Linked DNA regions of Homo sapiens: region 1 is linked to region 2. Evidence: chromatin loops called from intact Hi-C (ENCODE). Cell type or tissue: IMR-90. All regions are shown on one strand. Links, peaks and the distances in the headings refer to the core of each region. The heading gives the core; the rest is flanking DNA. Region 1 has its middle 130 kb from the start of C11orf87. Region 2 has its middle 13 kb from the start of C11orf87.

Region 1 (4,401 bases), core at 156-4,155, 120 kb after region 2:
CACGAGGTCAGGAGATCGAGACCATCCTGGTTAACATGGTGAAACCACGTCTCTAGTAAACATACAAAAACAAAATTAGCCAGGCGTGGTGGTGGGCACCTGTAGTCCCAGCTACTCGGGAGGATGAGGAGAAAGAATGGGTGAACCCGGGAGGTGGAGCTTGCAATGAGCTGAGATCACGCCACTACACTCCAGCCTGGGTGACAGAGTGAAACACCATCAAAAAAAAAAAAAAAGAAAGAAAGAAAGAAATGTTGTCAAGATGAGAGTCTCAAATGTGAAAGAGCTTGAACTGGAACTCTGGCACTACACCCTTCCACCACATCTCATTTATTTTGTCTAAATGAAGAATTCATGTTTTATTTTCAAAAATGAGGAATCTGAGTCTAATGAAAATATCCTTTTTTTAGTGACTTTATTTCTTATATGCCTCATCAAAGAGTGGAAATATAGTCTGTGTCTTTCAGAATTTTATCTGGTCAAACCTGCTTGAGATGTTCTCTCTCCTTTGTATATGCAGCTTGGTTATTTTGTCTTTTAAGATACAGCTAAATGTCTCCATCTTCCATAAAGGCCGCCTTAATCATCCTAATCTGAACTTGTACTACTCTTTTGTCTATCCAACTAGCTGGGCATTTACCCTATGCTTCATTTTACTGGGTATTTACTCTATGCTTCCCATTATGTAAATTGTTATACATCTTTTTGTGGTCATGCCTGTCCCTTCAATTTGACTATTAATGTCCTTGTGCACAAGGATCTGTGCATAGCATAGTACTTGGTTCAAACAGGTGTATAGTTCTTTGATGATGATGATGATGATACTGATGATAGTGATAATGGTGACAATAATGATATTATCTACTATAACCTCTCCATTGGTATTCTCACCATGGCTGTGATCCTGGAAAGCAATACTTAATTGGTTGGTCACAGATCATTCATATATTCACCTGTGTTCATTAATTTGACCAATATCGTCTGAGACTACGCTATTTGCCAGTCCCTATCTACACACCAGTGTTAGGAAGACAAAGAAGCCCTAAATTCAGGGACTTACATCCTAATGGAAAAGACAGACTTGAAAAATAAGCATAATAGTATATTTCAGGTGATATAATAGAAATATTACTGAGATGGCAAAAATGAGGGAAACAGTTCTGAGTTATTTACGGAGAGAGAGGTGGGTTCAAGAAAATCTTCAAAGAGGAGGTAGAATTTGAGCCAAGTATTTAAAGGTGAGTAAGTGGAACAAACTTACTAATGTCTGCTTTTGGAACTTACTAATTTTCTGCTGTTGGAAGCAAATATGCCCCAAGCAAGTATGCTTAAAAGACCACTCGTTTAAAGTGCCTGAAGCTAAAACAGAACTGGAGATTTTTGACATTCAACTACTGGAGTAGGAGGTAATGGGATGATCTACTTTAAAGAAACAAATTATCTGTTATTTGGAGAAGTTACTGTGAAATGAGTTGGAATTGCGTCGAGATTATTGTGGCCTGCTTTTTTAGAAGAGGGGTTTTGTCTATGCCACTGTGTGGGATTCTAAAGAGCTCATAAAGAAAAATAGATTTGCTTTGCATTGGAGACTTTCAGATACATAGTGTATAGATTGGTTTCATTCTACACTAGTAAGCAAAATCTCCATATAATTAACACTTTGTCTGAGCAGAGTGGCTCATGTCTATAATCCCAACACTTTAGGAGGCTGAGTAGGGAGGATCGTTTGAGGCCAGAAATTCAAGACCAGCCTGGGTACCATAGCAAGACCACATCTCTAGAAAAAAATTAAAAACTTATCTGGACTTGGTGGCTCAAGCCTGTGGTCCTAGCTACTTGGGAGGCTGAGGTGGGAGGGTTCCTAGAGCCCAGGAGTTTGAGGCTGCAGTGAGCTATGGTTGCAGCACTGTACTGCAGCCTGGGTGACAGAGCAAGACTCTGTTAAAAAAAAAAAAAAAAAAAAGATATTTTATTCAACATATATTTGTTGAGCACCTATTCTGTGCCAGGTACTATTACAGCAGCTAAAGCTCCAGCAATGAACAAAACAAATAAAAATAATTGCCCTCCTAAAGTTTATATTCCAGTAGGAATTAATTGACAGTAAGAAAATAGATAATTTACAGTACGTTAGAAAGTGAAAGTGCTATAGAGAAAAGTAAAAAGTAGGTAAAGAGTATCAGATAGGAAGCATTTTTCAAGTTGCATTTTTAAGTAGATTGATTAGGAAAGGTCCCACTCAGAAGGGAGGAATCAACCCCAAATTTGAAAGGGATGAGAGTTCAAGCAACGTAAATATCTGGGAGAAGAGAACTCCAGACTGAGTAAAGAGCATGTACAAATGCCCTGATGTGGGAGTATGCTTGGCACAGTTCAGAAAAAAAATAAATAAGGAGGCCAATGTGGCTGGAATGTAGATGAGGGGAAAATATGAGGTTATCAAGGTAACTAGGGGACAGATTGTGCAGAACTTTTACGTTGTTGTAGGTATGCCGGATTTCACTCTGAGTAAGATGGGGAATCATCGGAACTTTAAAGCATGTTCTGTCTTATGTCTCAATGTGATGACTCAGGCTGCTTTATTGAGTGATGAAGAGCAAGGATAGAATCAGAGAGAACAGTTAGAAGATGTTTTTCAATAATTTAGTTGAGAAATAGTGTGGCTTGGTCCAGAATGGTAGCAATGGTAGGCAGTAATGAGAAGAGGCCAGAATATGAATGTAGTTTGAAAGGAAAGTCAATAGGATTTGTTAATGGATTAGATATATGGTAGCAGAGAAAGGAAAAAGTAAAGAATTGACTCCAAGGTTTTGACCTGATTTACTACTTGCTATTATCAAAGTGGGGAAGACTATGGAAGAAGCAACTTCTGAGATAAGATGAGATTTTGGACCTGTTATATTTGGGATATATTTATTGGACATTCAAGTAGAAATGTTGAGTAGCAAATGGATTTATGAGACAGAAGTTACGGGAGAAATCTAAGACATATTTCTTTTTCATTTTAGAGACAGGATCTATCTCTATTGTCCATGATGGAGTGCAGTGGCACAATCATGGCTCACTGCAATCTCAAACTCTTGGCCTCAAGCAATACTCCCACCTCAGCCTCCCAAATAGCTGGGACCACAGGCATGTGCCATTACACCAGACTACTTTTATTTTTAATTTTGTAGAGATGGGGTTTTGCTATGCTTCCCAGGCTCAGCCATACATTTTTGAGTCATTGACATGAAGACGGTGTCTAAAGTCATGAGCTTGGAAGAGATCACTGATTAAACAAGCTTAAGTAGAGAAGAGAGTCCTGGGGTGTCTCACCATTTTGAGGTTGTGAATATGATGAGGAACCAGCAAGGGAGTCTGATAAAAAGTATCCAGTGAGGTAGGAGGAAAAGCAGAAGTGTGTGGTGTTCTGGAAGCCAAGCAAAAAGAAGTTACAGAGGGAGCAATCAGCTGCATGAGTAATGAATCTTTGTACTTAACAAAATGATAATCATTAGTAACCTGACAGGAAGAGTGTTCAGTATGAAGTTGTATTAGTCCCTTCTCACACTGCTATAAAAAACTACCTGAGACTGGGTAATTTATGAAGAAAAGAGGATTAATTGACTCACAGTTTCACAGGCTGTATTGGAAACGTGGCTGGGAGGCTTCAGGAAACTTACAATCATGACGAAAGGGCGAAGGGGAAGCAAGCACCCTCATCACCTGGCAGCAGGAGAGAGAGGGAGTGCAGGGGAAAGCACTACACACTCTATCACAAGAACAGCAAAGGCTAAGTCTGCCCCCATGATTCAATCACCTCCCACCAGGCCCCTCCTTCAACACATGGGGATTACAATTCAACATGAGATTTGGATGGGAACACAGAGCCAAACCATATCAGGAGTAAAGGGGAAGAAAACCTGAATAGATTGCGTTTAAGAGAGAATGAGAGCAGAGAAATTGGAGACAGTGAGTATACACAACTCTTTTAACCAGTTTTCTTTAAAGAAATCAGATAAATGGAATTAAAGTTAGAAAGCATAATATTGGTTGTTTCATGTGTTTGTTTTTAAGATAACCTTATCCTGAATATTATATTTTTTATAATATAAAAATATTATATCCCAAAAATCTGTAATTTCATTTTCTTTATTGAAAGAGTAAAAACTATATGCAGAGTAGAGACAGATAAAAATATGGGTACCTATAAGTCACTGGGTTCATCGGTAAAAAATTTAACATTGTAAGGGATTGAATTCCTTTGGAATAATTTTATTCTTAATTTAGCCAAGGTTGAAATTGACCAAAATGTAGCCTGCAAATTGACAATCAAAGTGGAGACTCAGCAGTGATTAGCCAGGTTGATTTTACTCTTAGTAAACATTGTCAGCTTAGGGATAATACTATAATAATTTG
Region 2 (4,401 bases), core at 258-4,257:
GAGTACATTACAGAGAGAAAAGTGCTGTGAAGACAAAGCAGGGAAGGAGGGGGTATGGATTTTAAATAGGGTAGTTAGAGACAGCCTCTGATATTTGAGCAAAGACTTGAGGAAGCCATGCACATGTGAGGTTTAATTGAATAAAAATTGTTTGTATAGAAGAATTTTTGAAAACTAATTTCATCCAGGCTCCTAATTTTATAAATGAGCAAACTGAATTTTGGTAAAAAGAAGGCAAAAATACTTATGCTTATGGAACATTGTGTCAGGTACTGATACTCCCAAAGTAGAAAGGAGTGATGAAATCTGCTGGTACTTTGAGTAGTTTGTAGTGTAATTAACCAATAAATTTTAATTTGATTCAAATGTGGTAATAAATGTGTGAAAAAGTACTTCGAAGCACAAAGAAGTAACAACTAAGTCTATCTGGGAAGGTTAGGAAAAGGTTTCCCATATTTTAGTTGGGTTTTGAGGGATAAGCAGCAATTCACCAAAATAAGAAAAAGCATTTGAGGCAGAAGAAAAAGCACATACAAAAACACAGAGGTATGAGTATTCTGTATATTTACACAAGTGTTATGCTGTTCATACTGGGATTGTCAAAAGAGAAATCTGAAAAGTAAAAGTAAGCCAGATCATTAAGGGCTCTGCAAGGGCAGCTTTTAAAGATATGCCTTTTCTGTTGTTGGTGAGGAATTAGTGAGAAATTTTGAATATAGAGTTGAGTTATAGATTTGGGTTTATTATAGACTACTCTGGGGGAGGATCACTGTATGGAAGAGATAGATGGTGATTAAGACACGAATTGAAGCAGCTGCAATAATCCTGTGACAAATGATGAGGGTTTGAACCAATGGAGATAGGGATGAAAAATAAGGGCATATTAAAGTGCATGTTAGGTTACGGAACTGATGGGGTTGGTGATTCATAGATGCATGGTGTGAGGGAAAAGAGCAAAAAGGGGAGGAAAGGGCAGAGAATAGATTTATGCTTTCTATTTTGTGGCTCAGAGTAACCCCAGTTGGGTGCTGCTTATCTGTCATGACTTGGTGACAAAGTTAATAAAAGGGAGTTCAAAGGAAGCTTCTGGGCTTTGCTGGCACAGCCTTTGATGAGTTTGTCCCCAGACCACGTTCAGAATGTGGTGAAGCCTAGCACTATGGAGCAGTCTGCAATTTGCCGTGTGAGCTTCAAGAAGCAGCACTGTCACCATCTTGTAGTTCCTGGTAACTGCTACTCATAGTCTGTCATGTTGAAGGAGTGCTCCATATGTCTGGAAGTGTGTGTTCTGACATTAGCTGCTAGGCCATTTGTTGTAATTCTGAGGCATGCCTGCATAGAATCATGACATTACACAGGATCTAGTATAAACCTCACTTTACTCTTTTGGAATAAAGTGATTGGATAGGACCCCATTGACAGGAATAAGAATCAATATGCTGCTGAGAAGGAACCCATGGTGTTGAAGATGTTGAAAAGACAACACAGTCAGTAACGTGGAGAAATGGCCTGGGTTCAAATCTTGGCTCTGACACTTGGTAGGTATGAGACCTTGGAGAAGTTTCTGAACCTCTCCATGCTTCAGTTTTATGAAGGTTTATTGTGTGGTTTAAATTAGAAAACATGCAAATATCTAACAATAGTGGGCAATGAGTGTACGGTAGTCCCTGTTCTGGCTTCTTTTGTGAGGAATGGTTGGGGAAGGGCAGGAGTAATTTTCTGGTAGATTATTAATAGCAAACTCATGTTCTTTGTGCTCTAATGTCACATTCTAATCTCTAGCAAGGTGCCTGGCACGTAGCAGTTGTTTAGTAAAGATGCTGAATAAACAAGTGAATAAATGGATTGTAATCCTATGGACATATCCCTGATAAAGTACTCTGGTACTACTGTAAAAGGAGTCTTGCCAGAATCACTCCAGCAAAAGAAAGGCAAAAAACAACAGTATATTTGTAAGTCATCCGTTTCACTTGACTTCTGGATGGCATTAAGAGTGGCATCATTGGGATCTTTGGCATTGTTCAATAATCTATATCTTCAAGGAATTGTTTGGCAGATGCAGCATTTCTCCCCTAGCCTGCTTCTCTACACTCTGCTTGGCTGAATAGCCCAACAAAGCTTGCTTTTGGGACCCAAGCCGTAATACTTTTCATAGCCAGTACAGGAGCAGTGAGTCAGCCATAGGAACTGAAGCCAAATGGACATGTGTTGAAGGAAAAGGATCAGGTAATCCATCAGTCACCTGGCATTTGCTCAAGTCTTCCGCACTGAGGGAGATGCTAAAGAAGGCAGGGTTCCTTCTCTCAAAGAGTTTATGACTCAGTTAGGGATAAAAGACTTTCAGAATGAAATAATACAAGAAAACCAAGGTAAAATGGCAATTAGAAATAAAAATAAGCCCACACTGAGTGAACACAAACTGATCATTGATGATGCAATCTTCTTTTATTCTCATGTCTAGAATGGGAGCCCTAAGATTCTACTTACTTGTAGACAGAGAAATTCGCATCTGACAGCAGGATTTGAAGTTGAGGCAAGGAAAGGTCCAGGTTCTGTTCCTTCTGACTGGAAAGCATGTCACTGTCTCTCACTGGTTATGAAAACAACAAGCTTCTGGTAGAATTGCCACAATGCATCATTCCTCTTTTTAATCCTTCCACCTACCCCAGGGCACTCATATAGTCTCCAAACTGCCCAGTGTACTGCTCTGTGACCCACTCCCACTTGAAGGGCTGCCCTCTTATATTTAGGTTCATTATCTCTCTCTGAACATTCAAAATGAAAGTGTGCCCCTGTCATAGTAGCACCTGTGACCTACTCCTTATCTTCTCAGGACCATACTCTTTGCAACATTGAGCATGCATATTTGGCATTAATCCGCAATAGTGACTCAATGATTTAAGATAATTCTCATTTTCACAGAAGCCTCCAACACCTTAGGCAGGAGGAGATATTTTGGGGCACAGCTTTGGTTGCAGGAGGGTTGATGTGAGTACCCTTCCAATTCAATCAAGGGAATGACTATTCCCTGCTTAACTCTGCCTTTAGCAGCCAAGACCCAGGACATTTAAGACCTACAGAGTTCTCAGGTCCTGAAAAAAATGTAGCTCCCCAATCTATCCCTGCCATGTGATTTAATATGAAAACGATATAAAAACTGAACAATAAGGAGGTACATGACTAATAATGTTTTAATCTTAACCATGGCAATTATTTTAATGCCTTGTTAAAATAAGTTTTTATATTTTTCATGCTCAGTTTGCCTGATGGAAAACCTAGCTAGCATCAAACAGACCTTATGGAGTGACTTGGAAGCCTAGTGTTGCCTTTAGAAGATCTGATGGCTCATATTATCACTGAGGGACTGGGTGTGGAAAGTTTACCAACCAACCCTCTGAAGCTGCTGAGCTCAGCCCGAAGGAAGGGATATTGCTGGCTTCACATTAACGTGGTCCCTACTGTGCAAGACCACAGGGTCTTTGCAGGCCTGTTTGACACTGATTTCTACACACTTTCATTCGGGTTTGAGGGCCACCTTGGCTATGTGGACCATGAAAAGAAGCTCATTCCTGCAGTCCCTAATCAGTAGGCTTTTTGCCTCTTTGGAGGCCCGAGCTTCTCAGCAACTATTCCAAAGCAATCAGTCATCACTGAATTAGACTGCCTCTGGGTCACACCACCTGTTGGGCCTTCGGTGGAGTCTGCTCAGCCTTCACTATTTTTCCAGGAAGCCATCTGTACAAGATTTTTTTAAAAAGTTAGGGGCTCCAGGAAGGCCCTGTTTCAACACAGCAGAGAATGATAGACATTTGTTCTTTTTCTTTATTAAAAAAGAAAAGCATCAGCATTATTTTTAAAAAGGGACATTTTAGCACATATTATGAACTCTCTTATCCAGACACAAGGCGGGTGCCCTTGTTTACACCTTTTCTGTATCCAGCTAAAACATCTCACTTAACATTCAGAGTAAACTTTCAGGGTTTATTATTCCCATTTTATAGATAAAGAACTGAAGCTCATGGAGATTAAGTAATTTCCCAGGTCATCCATCTAATAAGTGACTGAGTGTGGATTGAATTATAGTTTGCCTAACTCTAAAGCCTCTGCTCTTTCTTCTCCATGTTACCAGACAAAAACACCATCCCTGTTACTTTTTCTTATCAATTTCAAATAAATTATTTCCATGAAACTGTCTAAGCACCCCTTAAAACTCACGTTTAAAACAAAAAACAAAGCACAACAACAATGTATGTAGCTGTCAAGAGAACTTCTTCTAGAGATATAGTACAGGGACCCATTCATATGAGAATCTGAGAGGAGAACAGAAAAGGGAAGGAAGATTGTCAAACCTACTAAATCTATAGGTTACTTGGGCTTGATCCAATACTTAGTGAATCTGAA

What was found. Peaks named below come from ENCODE experiments on the same cell type or tissue, not always from the same donor. Only the 100,000 strongest peaks of a DNase experiment are listed, where the experiment ranks them.
Region 1: a loop joins it to region 2, with 3 times the contacts of the local background. A loop is called at or near these places in 1 of 110 quality-filtered maps.

Annotation. Positions count from the first base shown.
Region 1 is chr11:109,550,066-109,554,466 of GRCh38, forward strand. No RefSeq gene overlaps it. Among named protein-coding and RNA genes, the nearest start is that of C11orf87, 130 kb to the left of the region's middle. In IMR-90, for the core only: no CTCF peak of the experiment used is centred there; no DNase peak of the experiment used is centred there.
Region 2 is chr11:109,433,102-109,437,502 of GRCh38, forward strand. No RefSeq gene overlaps it. Among named protein-coding and RNA genes, the nearest start is that of C11orf87, 13 kb to the left of the region's middle. In IMR-90, for the core only: no CTCF peak of the experiment used is centred there; a DNase peak (open chromatin) is centred at 2,220.